Linked DNA regions of Homo sapiens: region 2 is linked to region 1. The links are chromatin loops, found by intact Hi-C in ENCODE. Cell type or tissue: left ventricle myocardium inferior. All regions are shown on one strand. Each heading gives the region's core, and the rest is flanking DNA. Links, peaks and the distances in the headings are about the cores only. Region 1 overlaps ALDH1A2 (aldehyde dehydrogenase 1 family member A2). Region 2 has its middle 170 kb from the start of ALDH1A2-AS1.

Region 1 (15,737 bases), core at 2,753-10,752:
TTTTACCCATAAATAACATGAATGAAAAAAGATTGGGACAATAGAGACTGGAAGTCATCATGTGCAGTTCACCGCTTCTGAGCTTGCTGCAGTTTTGGGGTGTGTGTGTATTAGATTCCTTCTCAGTTATTCTGGAATAAGGCAAGGAGTGGGTTGTTTTTCATAGCTAGATAAGATCTTTTCCAAAGTTTTTCTTAGAACCAACCAAAAAACAATCCGAGTAGGCCCAAGAATTTGATAATGCTGGATGCCTTGCAGACATCATTCAGTTTCTAATATTGGGCAACAATTATTATTAAATGAATTATTTCTGTAGTTGGAATCTGTACCTTCTGAACCTCTACACCAATAACTGCTGCAGGTGTGATTTTGGTCTGTCACACTGTACATCTATCATAATGTGCCCTGTATCTATTGGCAGTGACCTTGGAAAATCTGGCCAAGCCTAGGGGTTTCCTTTTCCATTTGCCAAGTTCCATTGTGCCAGGACTGCCGTGCTCCACTGAGCTCCTCTGTCACACCCCATTCTTGCCCCTCACTGGGCAGGCCATGGCCTACAGCTTGCAGGGAGTAAAGCAGGCCCGCCTCCCTTTCTTCCCATCCACATACTCCTCTTCTGCTTTCCAGTGACTCCACCAGTTTGATGTGGGAAGTGTTAGCTTCCTTTCCTTCTTCCATCCCTTCTTCCATCTTTCCAGCTGTCAAATCCAATCCAGTCTCTAACCTAAATGCAGATCATTTATTTAAAAGTACCAAACATAACCCAGAGTATGTGGAATATGGGCAACATATATATAGCCTTCTGTATTTAACGATCTTCTGCTTCTTAACCGTACCAGTTTTCTATTTATAACTCTTATCTATCCATGATGTTTTAAAGTCTCCACTTGCTGTTATTTACAAACGACAGTGCATTCAGCAGCCCAGTGCCGTGAGCCCTGACAGATGCCGTATTTCTGAGTGCTTCCATGTGAATGCTGCCCTCCTGTAGCATGTGTCCAAGTGGACATAGCCACTAACCAACTAGTTACCTTTGGACTGCAACAAAAAATGTGAAAATGAAGATTTATTTCTTTTAATTTACTTAAAAAGAAACCTCTGTGCTAGCAATAAAGCATTTATATTGTGTACTCCTTGGGATTGTTTGGCTGTGTCTGTAAGTCTTTGGGTCATACTGAGTCTCTTTGGGTCCTTCCTCAGCTGCTGGGTTTTTCAGCTGTGTTGCCCTCTTGGGTAACTGAGCAGAAGCCTGCAAGGGTATTTTTACAGAATTCATTAAGGCAACTGGTAAATGGTATTAAGGTAAACAAAAACCTTATTTTCTGATGCTATTTAAAATCTGTGTGCATGTGTAGTTTAGCTGGCATGTAAGTATAACCATATATGAAATATATGAAATAACAAGTTTCCTTTAGAATAGCCTCCATGAAAACTAAAATGCAGAGCAGTCTATAGGGTCTGTTTTCACAAACGTGGACTACCCGCCGTGAGCTCACATTGCTGATGGCATTTCACAGTAGCTTTATTTTTACTTACTTACCAAAGTGAAATGAAGTCAGAGGCTGATAACCTGATGGAATATTTTTGCAGCTGTAAAAAGAAATCTGTAAATGGTGACCGTACTACTACCAAGATTGAGCTTGTTTTCTCTCAGTGTGTTCTCAGAGTTGCGCTTTTGAGGAGTGGTTCCCACCCTTTAGAACCGCACAGCTCCCCACCTTTCCTTCCAGCCCTTGGAATCTCCACCCAAGTTCCGATCAAGTGAGACAAAAGCTAAACCTAATGAATTAGCCCCAGAGCAGATCTCGCTTGGGGGACAAGAAGCATTGCTGTGGACTGGGGTTCACTGCTCTGTTTGCCAGTAGCTTATTTTTTAGAGGAACAGAAGGAGCATGGGAGAATGCAGCCCCTGCAGCACCAGATGGAACTGAAATATAAGATGCGGGACTCCCTGACAATCCACCTCATGTTCTGTCCATTGAGCCATCAGGAAAAAAATGAGAAAGGCCTGGACATGAAGTAATCATTTGAAAGTCTTTTAGAAAGGTGCCATTGTTGCACGTATAGATAGCAGGAATCTGGAGTCAGATAGACATGCGAAAACATTTCTGATGAATAACCTACAAAGGCAGAGAGGAGAGGCCAAGCTCGGCATATTTATGTGACAGTGAAGAGATGGGCTGGCAAGAGCAGGCACTGCATGCTGGCAACTAGTCAGACTACAGAGGGTCTTAGGTCAGCCAGAGCTGTTCCCTAGTAATGTAATAGAAAACAGAGACACTCGTGGGCTTTGAGTTGGAGTGTAATGGAAGCAGTGGTTGGAGTATACTGGTCTGGAGCAAAGCGGATGAAAAGAGACTGATTACAGAGTTTGTTTGCCATAAAACTATGGATGGCATAATGCTAGGGGGGATGGAGAGGAAGGGAACAAATCAATGGAGAAGTTACTGGAACTTAAGGAATGAATATGATGATAGAATGGAAAAAGTTTATTAACCAGGGAAGGTAGGAAAATGGTAATGCCCCTGCCAAAGAAGCTACAACATGAAATGCAGTTGTGGGGAGAGATCTTGACTTCAGGCTTTTGACACGTGAATTGTGGGGTTATGAAGGGACATCCAGATAGAAATCTCAAGCAGGCAATTGCAGATGGGAGATTCGGACTTGGCTCAGGTGGACCAGATTCTCACATGAACATAAAAGTGATGGCTGCAGATCCAGAGAGGGTGAAAATAAAACCAAAACCAAGGCCAGGGAGAAAAAGCCCAGCAAAAGAAATGGAGGCTGTAGTCAGAGAAATAGGAGGGAAGCTCTACAGGTGTTAACACCCCAGAAACAAGGCAGAGAAGTCAAGGAGCACAGGCAGCAAGGGGTTGAGAAGTAGAGGGTGGTGTGTGGAGCCCGTGCATTAGGGGCTTTTGATCTCTGTCTTGATGAAGTAGAAGCTGATGGTGTGCATTAGCTGGGAGGGGTGATGGCAGTACCCTGCTCTAAGCTGTGAGCCATGTAGCCTCCCCCGTGCCTGAGGACAGCCCCTGCAGTGGCAGGCCCTCATCCTGAGCCGTCCCACAGACTCCCCCACCACCAGGCAGGACATATGGAATGCCTGCTCTCTTTTGCTCTCCACCCAATGCTCTTGCTCACCCAGAACTCAAATAGAGAGGGCAGGAGCTCACGGTTGATAACGGCCTCATGAGTTAAAAGAAACGAGAGCTTAGAGTAGCTGGGGCAGGAGGAAACTGGTCTCAGAATACATGTTAAAGAGTGAGTAGATTTAGAAAGGTGTGAAAAGGAGGAATACAAGATGGCTAGGGGAAAAAAATCTCAATGCAGACTTTGCTAGTCCTGTATTGGCAACATTCTTGGCAGGGAAGGAGGGAAGGGGCAGCCAAAACAGAAATGCCCACTGCCACTTATATGTATTTATATAGTCATTTATTTGTTTTTAGTTTTTCTTTTGGTTGACTAATAATTCAGAAATATTAAAATCGGTCACAAGAATGCTTAAAAGGTAAGAACAAAAATAAAAACAAAGTCCCATGAATTAAAAATTAGAGTTTTAAAAAAATGAAGATGGGAAACTAATGAAATCAGAATGGGGCTAGAAAAATACATATGACACAGTCTTACCATGCTGCTTCTGTGGCCCTGCTGCCTCATGAGGGAATGCTGACACTGCATACCTGGTGGTCCTAAGAAATGAACCTCCCTTCCACCCTCCCTCTCTCCCTTCTTCCTTCCCTCCCTCCACAAATGTTTATTCTGCTAGTCACTGGCACAGGTGCTGGAGATACAAAGCAAGCCACACATGGCTACTACCCTTGTAAATCACACAGTCTAAGGTCACTCATAACCAAGAGTCAGCAGGTTCCCTTGCCATCTCACTCTACCTCCTTCCCACGCACAGACACTGGAGGTACGGAAGGGTAACGTGGTACCATTCCCAGGTCTGCTTAGTGGGTAATCCAGACTGACAACTTTGCCTGGGGCGTCAGCAGATTAGCGGTGTGGCAGAGTGAAATTTCAGCACGTTGCATCAGAGGGTGAGAAGTGTAATCAGAAGTCCTCACTCAGCGTCTCTTAGCAATCACTTACAAGGTGTATGTCTTAACTTCCACGGGCCTCCACTTCCTCCTCTGTAGGATCAAGAGGATCATTCCTGTGCTACCTGCTTCACAGAGGTGTGTGGGGATTAAGCAACATGGTGGATGATATTTCTTCAGTTGGTCTGAGACATGATATACACACGCAACTCCAAACAACTACAGAAAGCAAAAGCAGTCTGCTCTTTGACATTTGCTAATCAGTCTGCAAGACATCAGAATTCACTTCTCACCCAGCGTTGAGGCCTTCATATAGACCCTGACTCTAGGATAGTTTCCTACGGGTTTCCAGTGGGGCTTCCTTGCCTGGAGGCCAGAACTCATCTGAATACCTCAAGCCAGCTAGGGGCCAGAGGGATGCATGCAGCTGTGACTTTCTTCCAAGTTTCAGTCTCCTGTACATTCAACACATTGTTCAGACCCTCTGTAGAGTGATAATCTGAGCCGTAGCCCTGACCACGCTGTCTGTGCCACCCAGAATGTCTTATACAGCAACTGCTCATCCGTGGGACCAGCGGGGAGTGAGAGCATGGGAAAGTCCACTCTGGAATGGCGTGAAGCCCTCTTCCTAAACAGGTACACTGCCTAATTTTCACTTGGTTATTGGCCAGCATAAAAGGATGACCATCTTGCCATTTAGCCTTTAATGTGAAACTGCTGGGATAATGTTTCCTTTGGCCATTTATCTATGTAGCAAGGAGGAACCTGAAACCAGCACAGCCTGCCCCCGTTCCTGCTGGAGCATGCACACCTCTTAATGGTTTCAAGGTCTTTTGGGCTTGCCTTTTTTTTTTTTTTTTTTTGTTTCTCTAGAGCAGTCCCTGTCCTTCTCCTCAAGAAATAGATGTTATCAAGTCTGTTGAGTTGCCCAATTTCTTCTACAACATGGTTTCCCCAGTGACTTTTCAGAAAGGTACCTCTGGTTTCCTATTTTACAGTCTAGGCAGGATAAAATCAAACTAACTCAAGCAATCCTAAGCTGGAAAGAGAAGAGACCCCTCCTACCCCACCTGCAGCCATATGTGGGGATTCTAGGACCCTGTGAAGACCTCTTTCTCTCTAATCCCAGGCAGTTACATCCATTTTATGAACCAATAATGTAGTGCCTTTCTCCAGTTTCTCTTGGTTGGAAATTTAAAGTGACAGCTTTCAAGACCACCACTGGGGGTAGATGAGTAGCAAGGAACAAGAACCTATAGTGCTCGCTGGCTGGCCAGAGCTTGCACACCCAAGGGGAAGGTCTGTTTGTTAAACAGTGGAGGCCTCAGTCTCCATTTCCCGAGTTAGGTTCATTCATAAACAACACAGGATTCGTATAAAATGGAATAAAATCCAGATGCCACTTGTTAATACAATTAGTTCATGCTCCCTGGAGGCCCTTGGGGAGGGTGATGCCCACAAACATTCTCAGAGCCTGCAACAAGTCTGCTTCCAGCCCTGAGTTATGTGTGCCAAGGCGGGTGGGGACAGGGGCTTGTAAGGCCAACGTTGGGAAATGGGGGTGTGTGTGTGTGTGTGAAGGGGGTGTCTACCCCTCACATGTCTGGTCTTTGAAGCTTTGATCTGACATGCTCTGATTCCAGAAAGGGAAGCTTGTTGGTAACATCAAGACCTCCTCCAACGGGTAAAGGGAAATAATTCCAAAGTGCTCCATCACTTACCAGCTGTATGTCGTTGGAAAATTAATTACCCTTCCAAATCCTCTATTTTCTCACCTGTAAAATGGGACGATAAAATTACCTACCTACACTGTTGTCATGAGGGTAGAACAAGAATGCATATAAAGTACTTAACAGCTCCCATTGTAAGAGCTTAAACAAATGACAGCAATTAAAGAAAATGAATAAATAAATCAGTATTTACTGGAGGCTGTAGTCCCAAAGAGGTTGTAAATCTCACATTCCCTTGGGATCCGTTTCTATATGGAAGCCAGGCAGGAGGACACTTACATTAAGGTAGACTCAGATGGTGGGACTGGAGCCAGTAATTAGGAATGCCAGGATGATGGAAGGATAATGACCATTTAAAAATTACATTTCTGTGCCCAGTAAGCTCTGCTCCACCTGCAGAATCACCAAGAGCCAGAGATTTTTTTTTTGACACAGAAAATGTTGGGCTGGCTCTCGTTTAAATGAAGAGATAGCAAGAACAGGCGATGGATAAATTGGTGCAGCCGGCAAATAAATACTAACTTAGAGGAGAGCTTTGCCAATTCGTGCTAAATAAATGTTAGCTGTATTAAGATTATTATTATTATTATCGTGGTCACCAAGCTCGAGGAACATAGTGGCTTTTGGCCTGGGAGAGAAATGACTTGCCTGGTTTGAATATTTAAATGGAACCACAGCAGTCCTCAGGGGGTGATGAGAATGGCTCTGTAAGAACAACATTCTGCAAAGGCCTCTCCTCTCCCCAAAGCTGCAGGAGGAGCAGAGCTGCCCTGGCCAGATGCTGAAAGCAGGAGCCCTCTGCCAAGCAGGGGCTGAACTCAAGTCAGCTCCGCCTAAAGGACAGCAGAGAGAAAACTGGAAAATGCTCAGAACAATTCTTCTGTTGCTTGTTTGTTCTGTTTCATTCCCACAAGAAACTGTTATTCTTGCAAACTAGATACCAGGCTGGGCCACAAGACCAACTGATAACCTTTTAAAAATCTAGGAAAATAAACCCACGCTGGAAACCCACCCAATCCTGAGGTCTGAGCTTGGGGCGTGATGACCCAGGATTCTGACTTGGCTTTTTTATCCCCCTTTTCTTCTCTAAGATAACAAGAAATGCGAAACGCCACATACATATTGGAAACACTTGTCATTTTTTTCCACTTACCCTCAGCAATATCAAGGACTGTAATAAATAAGCCTGTCAGGAATTCTTGTCAGGAAACTAAACCACAGTTTTTAGTCTTGCCTATTCAACACATTGTTCAGAAATGTTTTGGTAACCTTTAAAGCCCTACTCCAGGAGAGAGGTTCCCATACCCTCCAATTCAATTCTTTCCTATTTTGAAGGTCATCGACACTTTGGGAGATGTGCTTATTTACATGGGTTTGAGTCATCCATCCAGGTCTTCTGCTGAGGAGGCAGGAAGGCACAATGCTTGTGAGGAAAAAGTGTTCCACAGAGCCACCAAATTGTGTGGTCCCAGCCCTCCTGAGAGGAAAGGAAAGCCTGCGGGGTGTTGGCCACAGCTGCCTGCCAGGGAAGTCTCACCGGTATGTGGGGCTCAACTCACAGTGGATCAGGGGTGAGATGATCTCAAGTGATGAGCACAGGGGCCTCGCTCCATGAGAAGGCTGTGTACAACCATGAAGGAGGCAAGTTTGTCCCCAGTGCCCCAACCTGCCAGATATGGTCCTCTCATCCCTGTCTAAACCTGCTCATAGCTGGGACTTGAACAGGTATTTGTACACTCATGTTCATGATAGCCAAAAGTGTCCATCAATGAATGAGTAAACAAAATATGGTATGCATATATATGTATAATTGCATATATGCATAATTTCTTGTATATTCATTTTCTTTTAGTGAATCTCAAGCTATTCTTTCTTCTGATCAAAACTGAAATTTCTCTGAATGGTCCCCTTGGCCACCCACCTAATGCTGACATGGCTAAAACCATGCTTTTGGTGCTGAGAGCTACACACACCAGACACACACACACACACACACACCTCACACGTGCACACACACCACACATGCACCACATACACATATCCCCCCACACACCCAACACAAACAACACATACCCCACACACACGCCCACACACCCCACACAAACACACCAACACACAACCACACACCCCACACATCACACACGCACACACACCACACATATCCCCCCACACACACCCCACACACATTCACCACACTCACAATTGTTTTTATATATGTAATATATACACAATTGTATATTATGTATATATTATACTATGTAACATATTAACATACAAATTTTTTCAGCCTTAAAAATGAAGGAAATCCTGTCACATGCAACAACAAGAAAGAACTTTTAAGACATGCTACGTGAAACAAGGCTGTCACAAAAAGACAAATATTATATAATTTCACTTATATATATGAGGCTCCGTTTATATAAGATGCCACTTGTATGAGGTGCCTAGAGTAGTCAAATTCATAGAGACAGGAAATAGAATGGCAGCAGCCAGGGGCGAGTGGGAGAGGGAATAAATGTTAGTGTTATTAAGGAATATGGAGTTTCACATGGGGAAGATGAAAAAGTTCTGGAGATAGATGACGGTCACAGCAGTTTGAATGTGCTAAATGCCACAGAACTGTGCACTGAAAAACTGTTAAAATGCTAAATGTTATGTATATTGTACCACCTTAAATGTTTTAAACCTGCTCATAAAAAGATTTGAAAAATTCATATATACTCAGGGTATATGGCTGATAAGACTTAAAGTAATATGTCTCTCATGCATTTTAGTAGAAGAGAAACCTTAAATCAAGGCTCCTTGTCCCAGTCTGTATAGTAGGGACTGCAAGGAAATGAAAAATAGAGAATCTCTTATTGACCATCCCTTTCTTTGACACATATCTTGCTTTCCTCCCTCTACAGGAACAGAAATCATGAGGGATCAGGCATGTTCGTGCTAAAATACAGCTTTCCATGTTGGGTTCTCTCCAATTCTAACAGGCTATTTTCTCTTCTTTAACTTATGTTTGGTCACTGCTACTGTTCTTTCTTCTGATCAAAACTGAAACTGCCCTGAATGGTTCTTTTTGTTCCCCACCCAATTCTGAAATGGCTAAAACCATATTCCCGGTGCTCAGAGCTACAAAATTTTCAGTGTTACCAGGAACTGTTTTCCAAAAGGACAATCCTATCTTCCTATCATTTAAAATATAGATTCAAACAGAAAAGAAATATTTAGGTAGGGATTATATATAGAATTTTGAGAGGTAAAAGGGGCCTTTGATGTTTGTCTTAGTCCATTTTGTGTTGCTATAAACAGAATACCAAAGACTGGTGAGTTACAAACAATAGAAGTTTATTTGGCTTACTATTCTCAAGGCTGGTAAGTCCAAGGGCATGGTACTGGCATCTGGTGAGGGCTTTCATGCCACATCATCTCATGGCAGAAGGCAGAAGGGCAAGAGAGGCCAAGAGCAAGCCAGCAAGAGAGGGCTAAACTTGCTTTTACAACAAACCCACTCCCATGATAACATTAATGCATTCATGAGGGCAGAGCCCTCAAGACTTAATTGCCTCTTAAAGATCTCACTTCTCAACACTGTTGCTTTGGGGATTCCATTTTCAACACATGAACTTTGAGGGACACATTCAAACCATACCTGGGGACCTTTCAGATTATTCAGTCTAATATCCTCACTTTACAGATGTAAAAAATGAGCCAAAATGACTTCCACAGGATAAACCTTTAAATCCAGGTCTCGGGACTTAAGTCCAGTGCCTTTTCTCCTCTGCCTCCTGGGGTAGAATTTTGGGGAAATGCTATCCTACTGAACCACCTGTATTACTTTACAGAAGTAAAACACAGTTGCTAATTGCACATGGCTCCAGAAAGCTTCATGAATTGTCTTTTAATAGAGTACATTGGCCCATTAGTACCGACTAAACACATCATCACTCCATTTACCAGATTAGCTTGAAGAAAGCAGGGTTTGAAAGGCAGAGGACCTGGGGCAAGAAGTAGGATTGAAATAAAAGGATGCTCGGGGCTGCAGTGAGGTTAGAGTGAGCGTTATCATAGTTTGGAAATCTGGCATTGAATACCTGAATTTTACTTGCTATTCTGTTTCTCAGCAACTATATGACTTGGCTTAGTCAGTGCTCCTCTCACAGCTCAGTTTTCTTTTCTGTAAGATACAGGGGTCCTGGGCAGGGAGGGAATAGTTGTCCTTCAGGGTAGTGGTTCTTGAACCTGGCCTCAGAATCACTTTGGAGAACTGATTTAAAATGGCTGCCCCATTTCTTCTCTGAATATTCTGATTCAAATGGACTGCAGTAGGCCCAGAAATCTTTATTTGTTGTTCGTCTTATTTTTAATGTAAATTAGTTATTTTAAAATTGCTAACTGCATGCATTAGGTTAAGAATTCTAAAATAAATAAGTAAATAAAAGTACATATATATGGGAAGATTTCCTTCCAATGCCTTATCCTTGTGTCTCAGTCCTCAGAAACAAATATGATTATCTGTTTCTTGGTATCTTTCCAAATACATCACATACATGTTTAACATAAAGCACCAGTGCTTGTGCTACAGCTGGTCTCAAGACAGGCATTGGGAGGCCCGCTAGGGTCTCCTCATCTCAGAGATGGAGAGCTGAGGCTTTGGGTTCTGGGAAATGACAGCACATCATGTATGCAGTGCTCTTAGTTCTGTGCTTGGCATGTCCTACAGGCCTAGCTTATGTTACCTGTTGTCATCTTGCTGAAGACCTGTGCCATTCTGGGACTGGAGGGCTGTGGCTCCATTCACCTCCAGACCCTCTCTCCTCCTGCAGGGGGAAAGCAGAATTCTTTTTCTGGCATGGAACCATGCCAGGAAGGGCTTCTGCCAAGCCCAGAGCCTGCTCGCAGGGGCTTGGGGTTGCTGGATGAATGGCTCTGGGGACCCCCAGGGTGCTGCCTCAGAAGGGGAGCCTGTCAAGATAAATGTGCCTCTCTGCTGGCCCCTCTGGGAACATGCGAGCCTTGCCCTGTGTATTGCCTCTTTCCTTACTCCCTCTGTCCTTTGCAGCATCAAAAATTCAAACAAAAAGACAGTTTTCCAAAGTTGACTGATTTCATACCTGAAAGACTGCCCCATAAAAGGAGCTGGGGATTCTAGAGAGTAAAGGCCCTTCATTCCTGACATTTGAGTCAGTAATGGCCATGAAGATCTTCTATTAATGGTCCCAGCAACCCTTCATTTCCACATACTCCTAACCCTTAGCTAATAAATAACACAATGAAGCTTCACCAGGGGTCTGGTTTTGGACAAATTATCTTTTCAACACTTGGATCAGTTTTCTTCATAGCTTGGTTGTTTCCTGTTTCTTAGCATCCAGTTGGCTTGCCCTGGAGCTGGACATGAGTGCGGGCTTTGTGTGCAACCATATGAAGAATTCCTTTGCATTTCTTAAAATTCAATGTTCTTCACTCTAGCGCTCCCAGAGGGGTAGCTCGATGTGGTGGGAGGGCTCTTGACTAGGAGTCCAGGCACCTGGGTTCTGAGCCCAGCTGTGTGCTGACTCCACGCCCTTGAACAAGCGATTTAAGCTTCAGAATTAGCTTCCTCTTCTCAACATCCTTTGCATTTGTGAAATGTCTTTATGTTACATGGTTCCACTGAAAGCCCACGACTGCCCTGGGTGAAAGATATGATTAATCCCTGTTTTGCTGATGGCAGCTGAGATTTGAGAGACTATCAGAAGTGGCAGTACAGAAACTAGAATCTAATCTTCTTCCAGACCTTGGGGTAGGGCATCAGTAGAGGTGATGAAGCCCCTAGTCTCCAGCCCCCGCCGAACCAATCCTCACTATCCACTCCTTCCTCTTTCAACTCCAGTTTACCCATTAGGAATTATTCCCACTCTGCTCACTGGTGTCTACATCCACACTTCCCCAGATCCCTTTTGTCATTCCTTCATTCATACTTTCAGCAAGGATGAATTGTCCCATGCTCAGTGTTGGGCATTGCACTACATTGCGAGACTAACTAGTGAACAGGAAGTACTGGTCCTTGGGAGCTCCCAGCCTATGTGGGAGACAGAAACAAATAAATCACTATAATATCATCTATAATATAGTATCACTATTATGTCATATGATAAGTATAGGAAGAAGAAAACCTGCAATGGGAAGGCAGAGGAAGAAAGTGATACATTTTGATGGGGAGAAGGAGCTAGGGGGAGTTTTAGAGGAACTTTTATAGAAACTCTGATATTTAAGTTTGTTAATACCTCTCTGCTTCTAAAAAGTACATTAGAAGGATGGATGGAGGGAAGCAGTCAGAAAATGAGAGATTATTTATTATGTAGCCTACAATGTATCAGGAACTTTTTATTTGCTCAGTGGCACACAGCTAGGTGATTCAGAAGCATGTTCAAAGCTCAGAATCTTACTTAACCCTGTACTGATTCCCTCTATGATGGTAGCTTCTAGAAAACAATGTAGACAGAAGTAACAAAAGACAACAGAAAGTACATGGAATCAACTTAAGGGGAAGATATCTATCCATCAACCAAGGTAGATCCATGAGTGTGGATAAGAAAAGCAGTGAGGTACTTGTAGGGCCTTGAAGACTGATCCAGAAAGGGAAGGAAGGGGACTAGGAGTCTTTTCTGAAAACAAATGGAAATGATGACTGTACTGCTCTCCTCTGAACTTCTGAATGGAATCTACAAGGAGGTGGCTGAGGCATAATCTGGAAGACAGGCTCTTGAAGATAACTCCATACCAGGATTTACTTATTTACTCTATGATCTTAAGACTGATTTCTAATGTGGCTTCTCTAGTGTAGCAAGCTGGCCAGTGGACTGAAAGCTGCTCTGCTGGAATCCACAAGGAGTAGTAATGGTGACGAAGAGGGAACCCATTACAAGGTAGGGTAGGTTTACAGGATCTAGCCACACAGCTGTGAACCCAGGATCAGGGTGGGGGAAGTATAGTGGTGGAAAGATATACCCAAGGACCCTGAAGAAAACAGATCCTTCCACAGCCACTGACATCAGGCAAGTAGAACTCTGGCTGCTAGAGACAGGACCTTTCATTTCATCAATTCCTAGCACCTCCATGTGCCTGGCTGTGATACAGTACTGTGAACAAGACTTGGCTCGTGTCTCCAAGCGGCTTGTGGCTTCATTTGTACTGACTGGGCTTGCTTCCCTATTGCCACGGCAAATGGCATTGATGGAAATTAGATGAGAACTTACTGGTTGAATTAAAGAGTTTATATTCTTAATCTATTAAAAAATGATCTGAGGTTGAAAACATAATCCTTGCATTTGGTCAAGTGGGACCATTAGCCTGGATAAAGGTCAAGAGTGGTAGTAAGACTGGGTCTGAAGTCAGACAAGCAGGCTTCAGATTATGGCTCTGCCATTTATGTGGGACTTGGGATAAGGTGCTTATCTTTTGCAACTCATTTTCCTCTGCTATAAAACTGAGAGGGAGAGTAATAGTGCTATGTTGACAACATATTCCAACACCTAGAACATGGTATTCAGTTCATAAGTGGTATTTTTAAAAGTATGCTCACAACAGATATGAGAAAATATATGCAATGCATTAACAAACAAATTATCAGGATCCAGAGTGTATAAAGAACTTCTAGAAATTAAGAAGAAAAAGACAAGCCAAAAGAAAATTGGGCAAAGAATATGAATAGGTAATTCAAAGAAAAATGAATATAAGCAGCCAGTTAACATGATAAAAGTTTCTTATCCTTACTAGTAATCAGAGCAGGGCAGATTCACAATCGTGAGATGCCATTAATACTTTTTAAATATACTTTCATAAAGCTCTACCATAGAATAAACTGCATTTATTGACTCTTTTCCATGTACCAGGAAGAGAGAGAACGATTAGTTTCAAACGTAACTGTTAAGTGAAGAAGGCCTGTTGCAGAAAAATATATAAAGCATGATACACCATGTAGGTTAAAAATGCATAGAAACAGGGGGTGGCCAACATGGCTGACTAGAAGCAGCTAGTGTGCACGGCTCTCAGGAAGAGGAACAAAAGGGGAGAGTAAGTACAGCATCTTCAACTAAAACATCCAGGTGCACACAGTGGGACTAATCAAGGAAAAAACCCAACCCATGGAGAATGGACAAAAGCAAGGCAGGATGACGGCCCACCCAAGAGCAACACAGAGCCAGGGGAATTTTCCCTGCCCAGGGAAGCAGTAAGTTAATGTGTGATCCGGTGAACTCTTGATTTCACATGGATCTTTGCAACCCTCAGGTCAGGAGATTCTCCTCGTGAACCCACTCCACCAGGGCCTTCAGTCTGACACACACAGCTACGTGGGGTCTTGGGAGAGCATCCACCCAGGCACGCACAGAGACCCAGGAGCCTTAGATACCTGAGCTTTCCAGGCTTCCCAGCAAAAGTAGCTAGCTTCATCTCTGGCAAAGTGGGAGGTTAGACCCTGGCACATATCCCTAGGAAAGGGGCTGAATCCAGGGGGCTGAGCAGCAATAGTCTGCAGGCCTCACTTCCACAGCACCTCACAGGGTAAGACCCATGGGCTTGGAATTCTAGCCTGCCACTGGTAGCAGTGTTGTACCTCCCTGAGACAGAGCTCTCAGGGGGAGAGGTGGACCACCACCTTTGCTGTTTGGGCGACTTAGCCTTCCAGCCTTCAGGCTTTGGAGAGTCCAAGCCAACTGAGGGCGGAAGCAGGCTACCAGCACAGCACAGCTGCTCTACGAAAACATGGCCAGACTGCTTTTATAAGCAGGTCCCCAATACCATTCTTCCTCACTGGGCAAGACCTTCCAACCAGATCTCCAGCCACCTCCTATAGGTATGTTCAGGCCAGCAACAGGTTCATAGCTCCCTAGGATGGAGCCCCCAGAGGGAGGGGCAGGCCACCAACCCAAGGCAACTAAGAACCACATTAAAACAATATAGGAGCTGAAAGATGAAATAGATGGTATAAAAAAGAACCTAACAGATCTGACAGAGCTGAATAACACAATATAATAATTTCACAACGCAGTCACAAGTATTAACAACAGAATAAACCAAGCTGAGGAAACAATCTCAGAACTTGAAGACTGGCTCTCTGAAATAAGACATTCAGACAAAACTAAAGAAAAAAGAATAAAAAATGAACAAAACCTATGAGAAGTATGGGATTATGTAAAGAGGTCAAATCTATAAATCATTGGCATTACTGAAAGGGAGGGGGAGAAAGCAAACTATTCAGAAAACACATTTCAGAATATTGTTCATGAAAACTTCCCTAACCTTGTGACAGAGGCCAAAAATTCAGGAAATACAGAGAACCCCTGCGAGATTCTACACAAGATTCTTCACAAGAAGACCATCTACACAAGAAGACCAAGCTCAATCATCCCCATGATTAAGAAGACACATAATCATCAGATTTTCCAAAGTCAAAACGAAAGAAAGAATGTAAAAGGCAGCTAGAGAGAAAGGGCAGGTCACCTACAAAGGGAACCCTATCAGGCTAACAGTGGACATCTAAGCAGAAACTCTACAAAGTCAGAAGAGATTAGGGGCCTATATTCAACATTCTTAAAGAAAACAATCTTCAGCTAAGAATTTCATATCCAGCCAAACTAAGCTTCCTAAGCAAAGGAGAAATAAGATCCTTTCAGATAAGTAAATGTTGAGGGAGTTTATTACCACCAGACCTGACTTACAAAAGATATTGAAAGGGGCACAAAATACAGAAAGGAAAGACTGCTGCCAGCTAATACAAAAACACACTTAAATACACAGACCAGTGACACTATAAAGCAACCACACAAAAAGCCAGCAGAATAACCAACTAACAACACAATGACAGGGCCAAACCCACACATACTAATATTAACCTTGAATATAAACAGGCTAAATGCCTCACCTAAAAGGCACAGAGTGGCAAACTGGATAAAAAAGCAGGACCCGATGGTACGCTGTCTTCAAGAAATCC
Region 2 (15,737 bases), core at 3,694-11,693, 52 kb after region 1:
CCTGCAGTTCTTACTCTCCCATTATATCCATTTGTGGGTGTGGTGGGATGGGCTTTCTGTTTCTCTCTTTTATTTTCCTCACCATTCACCATCCCTTTCTCTTTACCCCACCCAACCCTCCAAAATTACCAAGCGTATTTATGCAATGTTGAGCTCATTATTTAAAAAAAAATTTTGTTTCCTCACCTGAATAGAATAAGAAAAAGCTGTGTTTTTGTGAGGTTTATGGACAGGCAGATCTTCATTAAATTTTTATGAGCACACATCCTTCATGATAATGGAGACAAGTGGGTATTAACACAGTGTAGGAACAAGCACTCCTAGAGAGTAATTAACAAAATAATTACTTTTTTAAACCTAAAAAAGTATGACATTTAAACAGTCTCTTTACTTACCAATCACAGAGGACCAATTGTTATATAACTTAAAAGTGATATAGTTTGAAAACCACACTCTATTGGGATCTGAATATTTTTTAATTGCGATTTTCATTTTTTCCTCAAATGTCCTCGAGTATTTTTACATTGTATGTGTAAACTGCATATGATTTTCATTTTTTAATACAAAACTATGGGGTTTGTTTGTTTTAGAGACAGAGTCTTGCTCTGTCACCCAGACTGGACTACAGTGGCGTGATCAGAGCCTACTGTAACCTCGAGCTCCTGGACTCAAGTGATCTTCCTGCCTTAGCCTCCTGAGTAGCTAGAACTACAGGTGCACACCACCAACCTGGTTAACTTTATTTTTATTTTTGTAGAGACAGGGTCTCAATATGCTTCTCAGGCTGGTCCTGAACTCCTGGCCTCAAGCAATCTTCCCATCTTGGTCTCCCAAAGCACTAGGATTACAAGCATGAGCCACCACGCCCAGGCTTTAATGTAAAACTCTGTGTTTTGAAGGTTAATTGCAATGTGTAGGTTACCAGCAGGAAATGAAATGATTCATATACAGTAACTGAATATCCTGAACAATTGTAGCTGATTTGGTCAAGAGCCAATTTAAAAAAATTTTAAGCTTTAAAATTAAAAAAAAAACCCTTTTTAAAAAAATGAATCCAGGAGCTGTTTTTTTTTGAAAAGATCAACAAAATAGACCACTAGCCAGGCTAATAAATACAAGAGAGAAGATGAAATAGATGCTAGAAAAAAATGATAAAGGGGATATCACCACCGATCCCACAGAAATACAAACTACCATCAGAGAATACTATAAACACCTCTACGCAAATACACTGGAAAATCTGGAAGAAATGGGTAAATTCCTGGACACATACACCCTCCCAAGACTAAACCAGGAAGAATTTGAATCCCTGAATAGACCAATAACAGGCTCTGAAATTGAGGCAATAATTAATAGCCTACCAACCAAAAAAAAGTCCAGGACCAGACGGATTCACAGCCAAATTCTACCAAAGGTACAAAGAGGAGCTAGTAGCATTCCTTCTGAAACTATTCCAAACAACAGAAAAAGAGGGAATGCTAACTCATTTTATGAGGCCAGCATCATCCTAATACCAAAACCTGGCAGAGACACAAGAAAAAAAAAAGAAAATTTTAGGCCAATATCCCTGATGAACATCAATGCGAAAATTCTCAATAAAGTACCGGCAAACCCAATCCAGCAGCACATCAAAAAGCTTATCCACCATGATCAAGTCAGCTTCACCCCTGGGATGCAAGGCTGGCTCAACATACACAAATCAATAAACGTTATCCATGACATAAACAGAACCAATGATGAAATCCACATGATTATCTCAATAGATACAGAAATGGCCTTCAACAAAATTCAAAGCCCTTCATGCTAAAAACTCTCAATAAACTAGGTATCGATGGAATGTATCTCAAAATAATAAGAGCTATTTATGACAAACCCACAGCCAATATCATACTGAATGGGCAAAAACTGGAAGCATTCCTTTTGAAAACTGCCACAAGACAAGGATGCCCTCTCTCACCACTCCTATTCAACACAGTATTGGAAATTCTGTCCAGGGCAATCAGGCAAGAGGAAGAAATAAAGGGTATTGAAATAGGAAGAGAGGAAGTCAAATTGTCTCTGTTTGCAGATGACATGATTGTATATTTAGAAAACCCCATCACCTCAGCCCAAAATCTCCTTAAGCTGATAAGCAACTTCAGCGAAGTCTCATGATACAAAATCAATGTGCAAAAATCACAAGCATTCCTATACACCAATAGTAGACAAACCGGGAGCCAAGTCATGAGTGAACTCCCATTCACAATTGCTACAAAGAGAATAAAATACCCAGGGATACATCTTACAAGGGTTGTGAAGGACTTCTTCAAGGAGAACTACGAACTACTGCTCAAGGAAATAAGAGAGGAAAGAACAAACGGAAAGACATTCCATGCTGATTGATAGGAAGAATAAATATTATGAAAATGGCCATACTGCCCAAAGTAATTTGTAGATTCAATGCTATCCCCATCAAGCTACCATTGACTTTCACAGAATTGGAAAAAACTACTTTAAATTTTATATGGAACCAAAAAAGAGCCTGCACAGCCAAAACAATCCTAAGCAAAAAGAACAAAGCTGGAGGCGTCATGCTACTTGACTTCAAACTATACTACAAGGCTACAGTAACCAAAACACCATGGTACTGCTACCAAAACAGATATATAGACCAATGGAACAGAATAGAGGCCTCAGAAATAACACCGCACATCTACAACCATCTGATCTTTGACAAACCTGACAAAAACAAGCAATGGGGAAAGGATTCTCTATTTAATAAATGGTGTTGGGAAAACTGGCTAGCCATAGGCAGAAAACTGAAACTGGATCCCTACCTTACACCTTATACAAAAATTAACTCAAGATGGATTAAAGACTTAAATGTAAGACCTAAAACCATAAAAACCCTAGAAGAAAACCTAGGCAATACCATTCAGGACATAGGCATGGGCAAAGACTTCATGACTAAAACACCAAAAGCAATGGCAACAAAAGCCACAATTGACAAACGAGATCTAATTAAACTAACGAGATTCCGCACAGCAAAAGAAACTATCATCAGAGTGAACAGGCAGCCTACAGAATGTGAGAAAATTTTTGCAATCTATCCATCTGACAAAGGGCTAATATCCAGAATCTACAAAGAACTTAAACACATTTACAAGAAAACAACAAACAACCCCATCGAAGAGTGGGCAAAGGATATGAACAGACACTTCTCAAAAGAAGACATTTATGCAGCCAACAGACATATGAAAAAATGCTTATCATCACTGGTCATTAGAGAAATGCAAATCAAAACCACAATGAGATGCCAGTTAGAATGGCAATCATTAAAAAGTCAAGAAACAACAGATACTGAAGAGGATGTGGAGAAATAGGAACGCTTTTACACTGTTGGTGGGAGTGTATATTAGTTCAACCATTGTGGAAGACAGTGTGGTGATTCCTCAAGGATCTAGAACCAGAAATACCATTTGACCCAGCTATCCTATTACTGGGTATATACCCAAAGGATTATAAATCATTCTACCACAGAGACTCATGCACACGTATGTTTATTGTGGCACTGTTCACAACAGCAAAGACTTGGAACCAACCCAAATGCCCATCACTGATCGACTGGATAAAGAAAATGTGGCACATATACACCATGGAATACCATGCAACCATAAAAAAGGATGAGTTCATGTCCTTTGCAGGGACATGGATGAAGCTGGAGACCATCATTCTCAGCAAACTAACTCAAGATCAGAAAACCAAACACATGTTCTCACTCACAGGTGGGAACTGAACAATGAGAACACATGGACACAGGGTGGGGAATATCACACACTGGGGCCTGTCGGCGGGGGGTGGGGGTAGGGAGCTAGGGAAGGGATAGCATTAGGAGAAACACCTAAGGTAAATGACCGGTTGATGGGTGCAGCAAACCACCATGGCACCTGTATACCTATGTAACAAACCTGCACATACTGCACTTGTACCCCAGTACTTAAAGTATTAAAAAAATAAATAAAAATAAACTTTTTCCCATTACACAAATATGCACGTTCATTGTACAAGATTTAGAAGGTGCACGCAAATCAAAGAAAATAAAAACAAATCCATAACCTCATCCTTTATATTTTTTCAAAAATATTTAATAATAAAGTGATGCAATGGAGAATGAAAGGAGCCCTAAGGGATCAGCCTCCTGGACAACAGCCATAAATGGGGCTGTCCTGGGAAAACTGGCACATCTGTGTATCCTATTCGTTGAATACATACTATGTCCCCAAATTGTTATTGTTGTGGGGAAATCTTCAGTGAGCAAAAATATAAAAATTGCTATTCTCATGGAGCTTATATTCTCATCTTAACAATGACCAGGGTTAACATGGGGGCATGTATTGTTCTACTCATATAAATGGACATGTTTTTTCTTTCTTCAAGTAAAGACATTGTGTTTTCATCCTTTTATGAGAACCTTTTAAATGTACTATATGCCTTCCTGACTTTTTATAGAGAGGGCCTTCAATGTCATTTTGCATTTTCTAAGGAGGTAAACTGGTATGTTAGAAAGGGGAGTAAACCAAGAGATATTGCCCAGAATTCATGCCCATTCTTCTACCATCTGGCCATGAGATTTTGGCCTAATAAATCTTTCTCTGGCCTCAGCTTCTTCATCTGCAAAATTAGGTCAGGATGATCTCCAAAATACTTCAAAGTTTTAAATCTGTGATTGCATAGTTCTATGATTTCCTTCTAATTAATATATGTCAAATTTGGACAAGTGTGTAAAATCCTGTGATTTTTCTGAGAAAAATAAGAAGACAGAAAATACTTCTGCATTAAGATATACTTTATACTGATGAATATAATACTTGTATGATGGAAATGTTAATATTTTGAATATATTTATGTGATAAATATATTTTAGGGAAGCTTTGTTTCCCAAAATATTTGTTGAATGCTTGAATGAAAATATATTTCTTAAGTTATCCAATAGGGTACTTTTTTAAGTAAAATGATCAAGTTTCAGATGATTGCAACTCCTGAATTCTGAAGACTGGCAGTTCTGTTCTCCAAAGTAAGCACAAGATACATTTCCGCCTCTGGGAGCATTGCAGGGTTCTTATATTGTCTTTGCTTACGGTGTTTTAATCTCAACACTAGTGAACATGTTCCTTTCTTCTGAGTCTTCACAGAGGAAACATAAAATTCCATGTGCTATTTCTCAATGTTTTTGGCCTATTACTCATATATTGCAAAAATGAAGAGACGCTGGATTCCATGCAGTTCAGCAGGTTGTACCTCCATTAATGACATTACAAATATCTTGTAAATTCAATGAGCAAATTTACAGCTATTTATCAATAAGCTTTCCTTTACATTTAATGAAAAATACTTTTACAATAAGACTATATTTTATAGTACTAAATTGATTTTAAACCTCTAAAGAACAATCAAAATAACCATATGCATATATCTTAATCTTCCTCGAATTTATATTTCCAGTCGACAATGAAAATAAATGGTTTTCTGTAGCAGTGTGGTAACTACTCATTTTTAAAAATGCTATAATTTTGCCTGGTTCTTAGCCTGTTATATAATGTGTTTATCAGGAGTTCATTGATAGTCTGCCATCAGGGTGTTTGAGGCCTGGAATTCTCTAGTGAAAGGCTATCAGTCTCTGCAGGGGCCTTGCAGGTAACGGGAGGAGGGAGATGGAGATCCAGGGAATGTAGGTACCATGTAATAAGGGCAGCCTTACCTTGCAGAAATCAGGGCCTAGGGGCACCAGATCTTCTGAAAAGCCGGAGACATGGGTTATAATCATGTGGAAATTTTAAACGTCAACTAATTTTTAAAATACACTGTACAATCTACTCCCCACCCAGCCACCCCCAAATTCTGTGGTCCAGGATCTGCCAGTGGCTTCCAGGAGATGATCATTATCCTCAAGCGCCTAGCAAAGGGTGAAACCAGGCCAGCAGACATCAACACAAATGGAAGGTCGTAATACTATTTAATAGCTGTGTAGGAAGGTGTGATGGTTAATACTGAGTGCCAAGTTGATTTGATTGAAGGATGCAAAGTTATTGTTCCTGAGTGTGTCTGTGAGGGTGTTGCCAAAGGAGATTAACATTTGAGTCAGTGGACTGGGAGAGGCAGACCCACCCTCAGTCTGGGTGGGCACCGCCTAATCAGCTGCCAGTGCAGCAAATAAAACAGGCAGAAGAACATGGAATTAGCAGACTTGCTAAATCTTCCGGCCTTCATCTTTCTCCCGTACTGGATGCTTGCTGTTCTCGAACATCAGACTCCAAGTTCTTCAGCTTTTGGACTCTTGGACTTACACCAGTGGTTGGCCAGGGGCTCTCCGGCCTTCAGCCACAGACTGAAGGCTGTGCTGTCGGCTTCCCTACTTGTGAAGTTTTGGGACACGGACTGGCTTCCTGGCTCCTCAGCTTGCAGATGGCCTACTGTGGGACTTCACCTTGTGATCGTGTGAGTCAATTCTCCCAATAAACTCCCCTTCATATATATATCTATCCTATTAGTTCTGACCATTTAGAGAACCTTGACTAGTACAGGAGGGTCAGGCTCATAGATGGTACATGGAGAATTGAGAGAGGAAGAAACATGAGGAAGAAGTATGTTTGTAGTTACCCTGGACTTGGGGCTTGAAGAGAAGAAGGACCCAAAATGGTGGTGAGAGAAGGGCATTTGCTCTGTTTTCTGAGATGAATGATACTCAAACTTGAAGGTGGGTTACTGCAGAAGGGGCATCTCTCCTCTGGCAATGGCTTTACTGCAGGGCAGTGGTGTGGGGTAAAGGCAGAATTTGGCTTTTCAGTTAAAGGGGAGGAGGACGGAGATGACTGATGAATGAGTCTCACTCTTGCAATGAAAGGAGGTAGTCTGCAGCCTGTGAAACTGAGGGACTTCTGGCACCTCCCTAGGGAGACTTCTAGAACCAGTTAAATACTTGGGATGGAGGTGTGGGGAGGTGCGGCGGGGGGGGGGGGGAGGTGCGGGGGTGGAGGTAGGGGTGCCAAGAAAGCAGGAAATAAATACCAAGAGACCTTTGTAATCATTTTGGAAGCTCTGTGATTTTTCCATGCTTATTACCCGTTACCACCCCTGTTCATGTTCTTGAAAAACCCATAAAGAGAAGCGAGCACGTATGCTTATTTTGAAGGCCAACAAAAGGAAGCCGAAAACTCTGAGAACTCTGGGTAACTCTTCCACTGGGCTTGGGAAGTGGCATCAATGAAAAGGGAGTCTGGAGATTCGAGAAATTTGGGAATGGGGAGGGCTGGGTTAAGAGCCAAGCTGGGAGGGAGGGAGGTCAGAGCCCAGGCCTGAGCTGGCAGAAGGCGGGAATGGAGGCCCCCACAGGAGACCATCACTCCCCTGTCATGGTTCCAGACAAAATACAGGATGCCCAGGTAAGTTTCAATTTCAAACAACAGCAATTTTTGGTATAAGTATGTTCCATGCACTATTTGGGATATACTTATACTAAGAAATAATCTGTTGTTCCTCTGAAATTCAAATATAATTAGGAATCCTATATTTTTATTTGCTAACTCTGGCACCCTTGTTCACATTTTTTTTTGCCAGTCCTTCAATCTCATTGCACCACAGTGTGATCAGGGGCTGCATCAGTCCCATACAGGAGAGGAGGATGGCTCAGAAAGCAGCCAGCTGTATTTCAAATGAATTCCTACCAGAGATCTGCAGGCCCCAGGACAGAATCCTTATCTAGGCAAAGAAGTGCTATATGGGAGAAGAATGCTTCCAACCTTGGAGTCAACTCTTTGACTCACTTCCTAGATTGGCAATCCTCAGCAAGTTGTATGGTACCACTGATACAGTTTTCTCATCTGTAAAATGGAGAAAATGATACCTCCTACTTTGCAAACGTTAAATGGCATTCCAAGCACAGTGCCAAGATAAATTGCTTGACAACATGATAGGGATAGTTTCTACTATTCTGTTCATAAGGTACACTTCTTTTTAGGGCACACTACCTTGGGTAATGCTCAACGAATGAAAATCAGTCCCAGTGCTTTCCACTGGATATTCTAAGGAGTGTTTTGAACTAATCTTGTTCCCTTGAAGTTCCTGGAGTTTGTTAGCAGATGTAAGTAGTATGGAGTAAGTTCATACCTCTCAAAAAGCACTATAATTTAGGACCTGCTTGGTCATTTCCCTAAAACAGAGCCAAGAAAGCACCTAACTCCTCACCCCACATAGACCAGGGAGAGACTCAAAGCATCACTGAGTCTCATAGTTGTAACACCTCTAGCAAAGAAGTGCAGACATTCTTCTGGCTAAATCTAAATCTAAGCTGGGAGGGCATGCAGCCTGCTTCCTCCCTACATTCCTCTAATAAACTCAGATTCCCCAAGATTAAGTGTGTTGCCAAAGAATTTCAAGGCACATAAAGGTGAAGCTTGGCATTTGCAAAGGAGAAATTACTGTTAGCTTTACTAAAAATTTGATGTTGCTTAAATCTGTTCATCTTTATCTGGACCACTGTGTTACAAAAACACACAAATTATCAGAGTTTTAGCTTCATTTCTTTGGCTCTGATTTTAGTGGGAACAAAGAGAAGTTCATCTGGAGATGGAGAGCAGTCAGCTACAGGCAGGGTGATGATGGGAGTCATCAAGGATGCTCAGACTTGTGTTCTTGTGTTCCATCCACAGCATACTAAGGAAACCAAAGCTGCTGCCAACTTTTCTTCCACTCTCATGTTAGGAGGGAGTTGACTGAGTGATCATCAAAAATGCAGAAAGAACAGAAGCCCAATAATACCAGTACTTTATTTCTCTCTAGAAGACCATGTCACAGAGTAGTAGTGTTGCAGAAAAAGACCCCATGAGGCCTATTCCTGACTTTGTTCTGTGAGCCCTCAGGAAAACCCCAATTTCTCAGAGCTCTTCATCCCTCATGTGTAAAAGGAGACTCCAAGTAGTCTCCATTGTGCCTACCACAATGTTTGTGGTGAGGATCAAATGAGATAATGTGAAACGTTGATATGCCCCAGAACTCCACCCTCAACCCTGCTTTTTTAATATGTAGTCTCTGTATGTCAACTTGTCACCATTATGAATGATGGGCTGCTAAATGACTGATCAATTGTATTTCCCACTGCCTAATGGATGTTCCAGTATCTTATGGCTGGTAAATTAAAAACTGAACCCATTCAGAACTGCCTCTCATGCTCATGATGCATCCAGACTGAGCAAGGGTCTTGAACAGTCCCCCCACACCAAGAGTCCTACATTTCCCACACCAGATTTCTCCAGGCTTTCAAGGAACAACATGGACACTTGTTACCTTAAAGACATCCAGAATCTTGGATAGTGCAGGGGCATCATCCATCAGCTCTTGTAAGTGTGTAGACAGTGCATCTCTACATACACCAACCACAACCGGCTCATTCTCAGCAAGGCTCCTTACAACAACAACCAAAAAACCCCAGAATCCTGTGAAAGCAATACCTGGACTTGGAGGATGGACCTGAAATTCTGTCTCTTGTTTCATGAAAAAAAAAAAAAAAAAATCTCTGGATTTAAGGACAACCAATAAAAAAACTGGCAGGTTGAGTAAAACTGCATGTGTTCTCCTACTCTAATATATTCTATTCCTTGTGATGAGGAACAAAGCTGATGCTGAACACAGAAATCTCGTAGGTGCTTGGATTCTGACTCTCTAAGTGGTGTAAGCAGGACTACATTGAGGAATGACTGTAAGATGTAAGATGAGGCAAGGATTCTGTTTAATCCCCTGTGGAATTCCCAGTATTGATGGCAATGTCAAGAACATAGTAGGTGGTGAGAAAATATTTTTGAACGAATAAATGAGGGTAATGTTTTCAAACTGGACCACTAGGTTCACGAGAACACTGCAGATTTGATGTTCACAAATGTTACATTCCATCTTGAGATTCATAGCCAGGATGGTGTTATTCTCATGGGCTGTATAACTTTTTTGCTCACTTGGCAAATTACTTCTCAAACTCCTACATAAACTCGTAGTTCTACTGTTGGACAGTTTTCAAGGTTAAAATTCCCGCATTGTGGGCCTTGTAGCTTTCATGTCTTAATGCTTATTTTCTGTGTTTTATGAGGAGCCATTTCAAAGATAATGGTAACCAGTGATTCTTTGCCTCCTCAGAAGATAATTAAGAGCCAACAGACAAATTGAATCTTGGCGTTTGAATTAACAGCAGGAGATAAATACATCCCGAAATGTTTGAATGTTAAATTGTAAGGTGAGTTGCTTTATCTGCAGCCCTTGACAAAACATAGACTCTGTTATCATTGTTACAGGGTAACTGGGTATAAACTGTTGCCTGAAGAAAGGATGCAGAGATACAGCAAGGAAGGCAAATACATAGCAAGCATAATGCCACTGCTTCTTCCACACCCACAGCAGTCATCACTAATTGATTGCAGCACTCTTCTCACTACGGTCAGGCAATTCTTATTAACACAGCGTTTCCAGCAGCCATTAACAATCAGAGTGGCATGTGAGATTTAGCCATTTAACAGACATTTATTGAGTGCTGGCTATATGCCTGGTACTGGGGATTTACAACGAATAAAACAGGCAAAAATGTCTATCCTCCTAGAACTTGTATTACTATAGGGGGCAGGGTCAGTAATTAAGAGAAATAAGTTAAATATTTAGTAGTATATTAGATGGTAACAAGTACAGTGGAAGAAAGTAAATCAGGAAAGGGGGATAGAGATTGTTGGGAAGAGAGAGGTTATACTGTTAAATAAGTAGCTAAGTGTATTATCTTTTTCTGAGTAATGAATCATCCCAGAGTTTAGTGGTTTAAAACAACACTGTGATTTCACAATTTCTGTGGATCATGAATTAAGGAGCAGCTTAGATGGATGGTCCTGGGTTGAGTCCTTCCTGTGGCTGCAGTCAAGAAGTCAGCTGGGGCTACAGTCATCTGAAGGCCTGACTGTGGATGGAGACTCAACTTCTAAGACATCTTACTCTCATGGTTATTGGGAGGAGACCTCAGTTCCTTATCACATGGGCCTCTCCATAGAACTGCGTGTATCTCCTCACAACATGGCAGCTGGCTTCCCCCACAATTAGTGACCCAAGAGGGCAAAGAGGAAGCAATGGCATATTTTGTGACCGAGCATTAGAAGTCATATTCTGTTGTATCTGCCACTTCTCACTGGCTACACATATCAATCCTGTTCAGTGTGGGAGGGTACTATGCCCTAGCATGATGTCAGGAGGCAGCTATCATTGGAGCCATCTTGGAGACTGGCAATCACACCAGGGATGGAGATGAGAGATTGTGTTTGAAGATAACTGGGGCAGAAACCTCTAGGCAGTGAGAATGACAAACATAAATACCCTGAAGCCAGTGTTTGCGTGGTGTATTTAAGAACTAGCAAGCAGGCCAGGATGTCTGGAATGGAAGTGGAGATTTGTAGGAGATGAAATCAGAGTCACAACAAAGAGCCAGATCATAGAGACATTGTAGCTACTATAAGGACTTTGGGTTTTAACCCAATGTTTCAGTTACCTTTACTGCATAACAAACCACCCCAAAATTTAATGTTTATGACAACCACTTTACTGTGCTTATGGATTCTGTGAGTCAGGAATTCAAACAAGACATAGTAAGGATGGCTTGTCTCTGTTCCATGATGTTTCCACAATGTTTGGGGCCTCAACTGAGAAGACTCAAAGGCTGAGGGCTGATGGTTAGTGATTAAAATTTTTGGAGACACCTTCTCTCACATGGCTGTAGTCTACTCTGGCTGTTGTATGGGACCTCAGCTGTAATTCTCAGCTACAGCATCTACACATGGCCTCTTTTTATGACCTGAGCTTCCTCATAGCATGCTACTTCGACTTCTTGGATGGAGGCTCAGGGAGCCAAAGGCAAATGTCTTCATAGAACCAGGTAGAAGCTATGTTGCCTTGTCTTGCATGATCTAGCCTTGAAAGTTACTTTTATCACTTTTGCCATGTTTGTGAGGCTGCCCAGATTAAAGAGACAGAATACAAATCGCATTTATGTAAAGTCATATTATAAGAAGAGCACGTGGGCTAGGAAATATCATTGCAATTGTCTTTTGGAAAATGCAATCTGCCACTCTGTGCAATGGAAAACCACTGCATTATTTTGAGCAGAGCAGTAACATGATCTAACTCACATTTAAAGAGGACCTTTCTGATTGCTATGTTGAGAATAGACTGAAAGGGAACAAGGGTAGAAGCAGCAAGACAAAGACAAATTAAGAAGCTATTATAATAATCCAGACAAGAGGTGATGAGAGCTTGAATGAAGGAGCAGCAGTGAGTGTGGTGAAGGTGAAACGGGCAAGACTAGAGTCAAATTAAGCTTTTTTTTTTTTTTTTTTTTTTTTTTTTTTTTTTGCAGGGTGTTGTTGAATTGCAAACAGGAACTCAGTTTCAGACATGTGAAGCTTGTTGGATGCCAGCTGATATTATTACTATTTAGAGCTAAAGAAAGAAAAACAAGTTGGAGATATAAATGCTAAAACATACAGATATTGAGAACTATGAAATGGAATGAAATCCCAGAGACTGTGGCTACACAAGAGAGGAATTCCAGAAATTGAGCTTTAAAACACCCAATATTTGGATGTCAGGGAGATGAGAAGGTACTGACTCAGAGACTGAAGCAGAATGGCCAGGAGATGAGGGAATGTAGTGCACTGGCAGCCAGTGAAGAGAGTTTTACAGTGAGATAGGAGTGATCAACTTGTTAGCTAATGACTCACCAAGGAAGATAAGAACTGAGAATTCCCCATTGGCTCTATCAACATGGAGACCACTGATTATTTTGATAATACAATTTTAATGGAGTGGTAGTGTGAATGCTTGATTGGAGGGAATTCAAGAGAGACGGGAGGAGGGAAACTGGAGATAGAAAGTATACTCATGTTGTTTGAGAAACATGAGGAATTGGCTGTAAAGGGAAAGAGAGAAGTAGCCAGAGAGGGAAACGATGTCAGGAGAAATGCCGATTTGCCATCCAGGTTGTCACACACGAAGAGTGGTGGTACAGTAAAAGGTCAGGGCACAGGCTCTCTCTCCCACGTGCTCATTTTAAACCCTGGCCTCACCTCTTACTACTTGTGTGAACTTGGGCAAGTCCTTTACCCTCTCTGTGGCCTGGTGCTTGGCTTCTTTACCTTCCACATGGAGATAAAAATGGTACCTCTTCGTTTGTACCTCTTCAATGGTAAAGCGTGGATAAGTTGCCTTGCATAGTATGTGGAATAGTTTTTGGCCTATGGTGGACACTCAACTAAGTGGTAGTTAAGTTTGTTCATGAGGAAAATGATGATGATGTGATGCACCCAGCCACATTTCCAGACCTCTTAGATGCACCCAGCACACCAAAGAAGACAAGTTTTCCTACTGATATATATTACGGCTGTCACAGTCATCATTCCCCACACTGCATGGGTTTGACCTAGAAATGAGCTAGAAACTTAGCCCAGTGATGACCCAACAAGGAAGATGAGTCTAGGTGGCAGGTTTCAGCAACTCTGCAGGTCCTGCTCAATGCTGACATACACAACTTTTCTGGATCAGGGACTGCTTGAGGGACAATAGTTTTGTGGCAGAACATTTTATTTATATCTCCTCATTTCCTGAGGATCCTCTCTGGAACAAGGGATTTGACTTTCTTCTGTCTTAGCTGGTGTAGTAGATGCTCATTGTAAGATTCAAAAACATTCCAGCTTACAAAACATATCCAGCTTAAATTTTAACTCATGGTCTTTAGCAAGTATAGATTCCTCAAGTGAAAGGGCATTGAGGCAGAGAAGAATCAACGATTTTCATCAAAACTTTTTAAAACTGCCTGAAGGATTCTTAAAATTTTTATTGGATTCCTATTGAATTCATATTAGAAAACTGTAAATTTTGCAATAGTTATTTTTAAACAAATTATTTCCCACATTCATTTCATCACCTGGTTTTCTCACTTCACTAAAGACAAACTTTTTCTTTTCTTTTTTTTTTTTTTTTTTTTTTTTTGAGACAGAGTCTCGCACTCTGTTGCCAGGCTGGAGTGCAGTGGTGCAATCTTGGCTCACTGCAACCTCTGCCTCCCCGATTTAAGCAATTCTCCTGCCTCAGCCTCCTGAGTAGCTGGGACTACGTGCGTGCACCACCACACCCAGCTAATTTTTGTATTTTTATTAGAGACGGGGTTTCACCATTTTGGCCCGGATGGTCTCAATCTCTTGGCCTCGTGATCTGCCCGCCTCAGCCTCCCAAAGTGCTGGGATTACAGGTGTGAGCCACTGAGCCTGGCCAAAACAAACTTTTTTAAAAGAAGAAATGTACATTCACTGATTTCCTAATTTTTTTTTTTTTTTTGGGACGGAGTCTCGCTCTGTTACCCAGGCTGGAGTGCAGTGGCACAATCTCGGCTCACTGCAACCTCTGCCTCCTGGGTTCAAGCAATTCTCTTGCCTCAGCCTCCTGAGTAGCTGGGACTACAGGCAGCACCCACCACCACGCCCGGCTAATTTTTGTATTTTTAGTAGAAACAGGGTTTCACTATATTGGCCAGGCTGGTCTGAAACTCCTGATCTTGTGATCCACCCCCCTCAGCCGCCCAAAGTGCTGGGATTACAGGCGTGAGCCACCGGACCCAGATGATTTACTGATTTTTAAAAATCTCCACGGATATGGAGTAGCCATATAATTTGCTACTCAAACTCAGACTCTTTAAATTAAAAGGGGACATTTGTAATAATATGTAGTCACAATAGACATAAACTGGGTTTGTCCTGAGTAAACCAGAGCCTATCTGTGGGAAGTCAGGATTCTTAGAACTTCCTAATTATACATAACTTTCAGGAGAAAAAGGGGCTTCCCACAGAGCTAAATTAAATATTGAATTGAAGTGAACTAAACTAAGGCTTAGTTGATTTAGGACCTCAAGATCATTAAAAACTCCTTTCAGAAATCATTGAAAATACCTTCTGCTACTATCCACCACTCTGATATTGTTCCAAGAATCCTTAACAAGTAGTCAGGTATTAGGTGTTTTAAATCAGGAGTAGCAGCCCACCATTCAGTAGTGGGATCTCCCCCACAGAACTGGTCCTCAGGGCCCCTGTCCCTCTAAACATGAACAACATCCTCATTCTGGGCATGAATTCAGAGTCATCACTAACCCTCATAGGTACTCACCTAACAAGAATGGATTACCAGGACTTTGTCCCCTTCTGGGAACTAAGTGCTCCTTATGAACAAAAAGGAAGTAGGCAAACGTGTGTGCCTCCATTTGGAGACCGTTTTGACTTCAATGTGTTTACTGCTGAGATTAATTGCATTCTCTCTTTCAACCTCCTGGACCAAATGGGCAAAGCCTGGATCACAATATGAACCTTTGGAGGAACAAACAACCTCATCCTGATCAAAGATGCCCTTCCCCTTGTCACCATTATGATGCTACTCAAATACTGACATGGCTCCAATGTGTACAGAGGCTGATGTGGGGACGTCTGCTCCATCATAATGTCACTGTGATTTACTCACTGCTCCTGGCCACACCTAAGCCTGGTCTAGGCTGGCTTGGGCTCATTGGGTTTAGCATTTCCTTTCAGGCCAATGCAGAGGAACTTAGCTTGAGAGCTCAGAGACAGAGATGTCAATGTGAAATAGGAAATAGGACAGACTACTAATAATACTGGATCAGGAAACTCCAAGATAATTAAGGTTGT

The links. Peaks named below come from ENCODE experiments on the same cell type or tissue, not always from the same donor. Only the 100,000 strongest peaks of a DNase experiment are listed, where the experiment ranks them.
Region 2: a loop joins it to region 1, with 2.2 times the contacts of the local background. A loop is called at or near these places in 1 of 110 quality-filtered maps.

Annotation. Positions count from the first base shown.
Region 1 is chr15:57,938,822-57,954,558 of GRCh38, reverse strand. ALDH1A2 (aldehyde dehydrogenase 1 family member A2) reads left to right here. Exons shown (of 13, transcript NM_003888.4): 13 at 1-1,130. Among named protein-coding and RNA genes, the nearest start is that of ALDH1A2-AS1, 120 kb to the left of the region's middle. RefSeq lists a silencer at 6,434-6,728. In left ventricle myocardium inferior, for the core only: no CTCF peak of the experiment used is centred there; a DNase peak (open chromatin) is centred at 6,558; H3K27ac peaks cover 1,185 bases.
Region 2 is chr15:57,887,517-57,903,253 of GRCh38, reverse strand. No RefSeq gene overlaps it. Among named protein-coding and RNA genes, the nearest start is that of ALDH1A2-AS1, 170 kb to the left of the region's middle. In left ventricle myocardium inferior, for the core only: no CTCF peak of the experiment used is centred there; no DNase peak of the experiment used is centred there.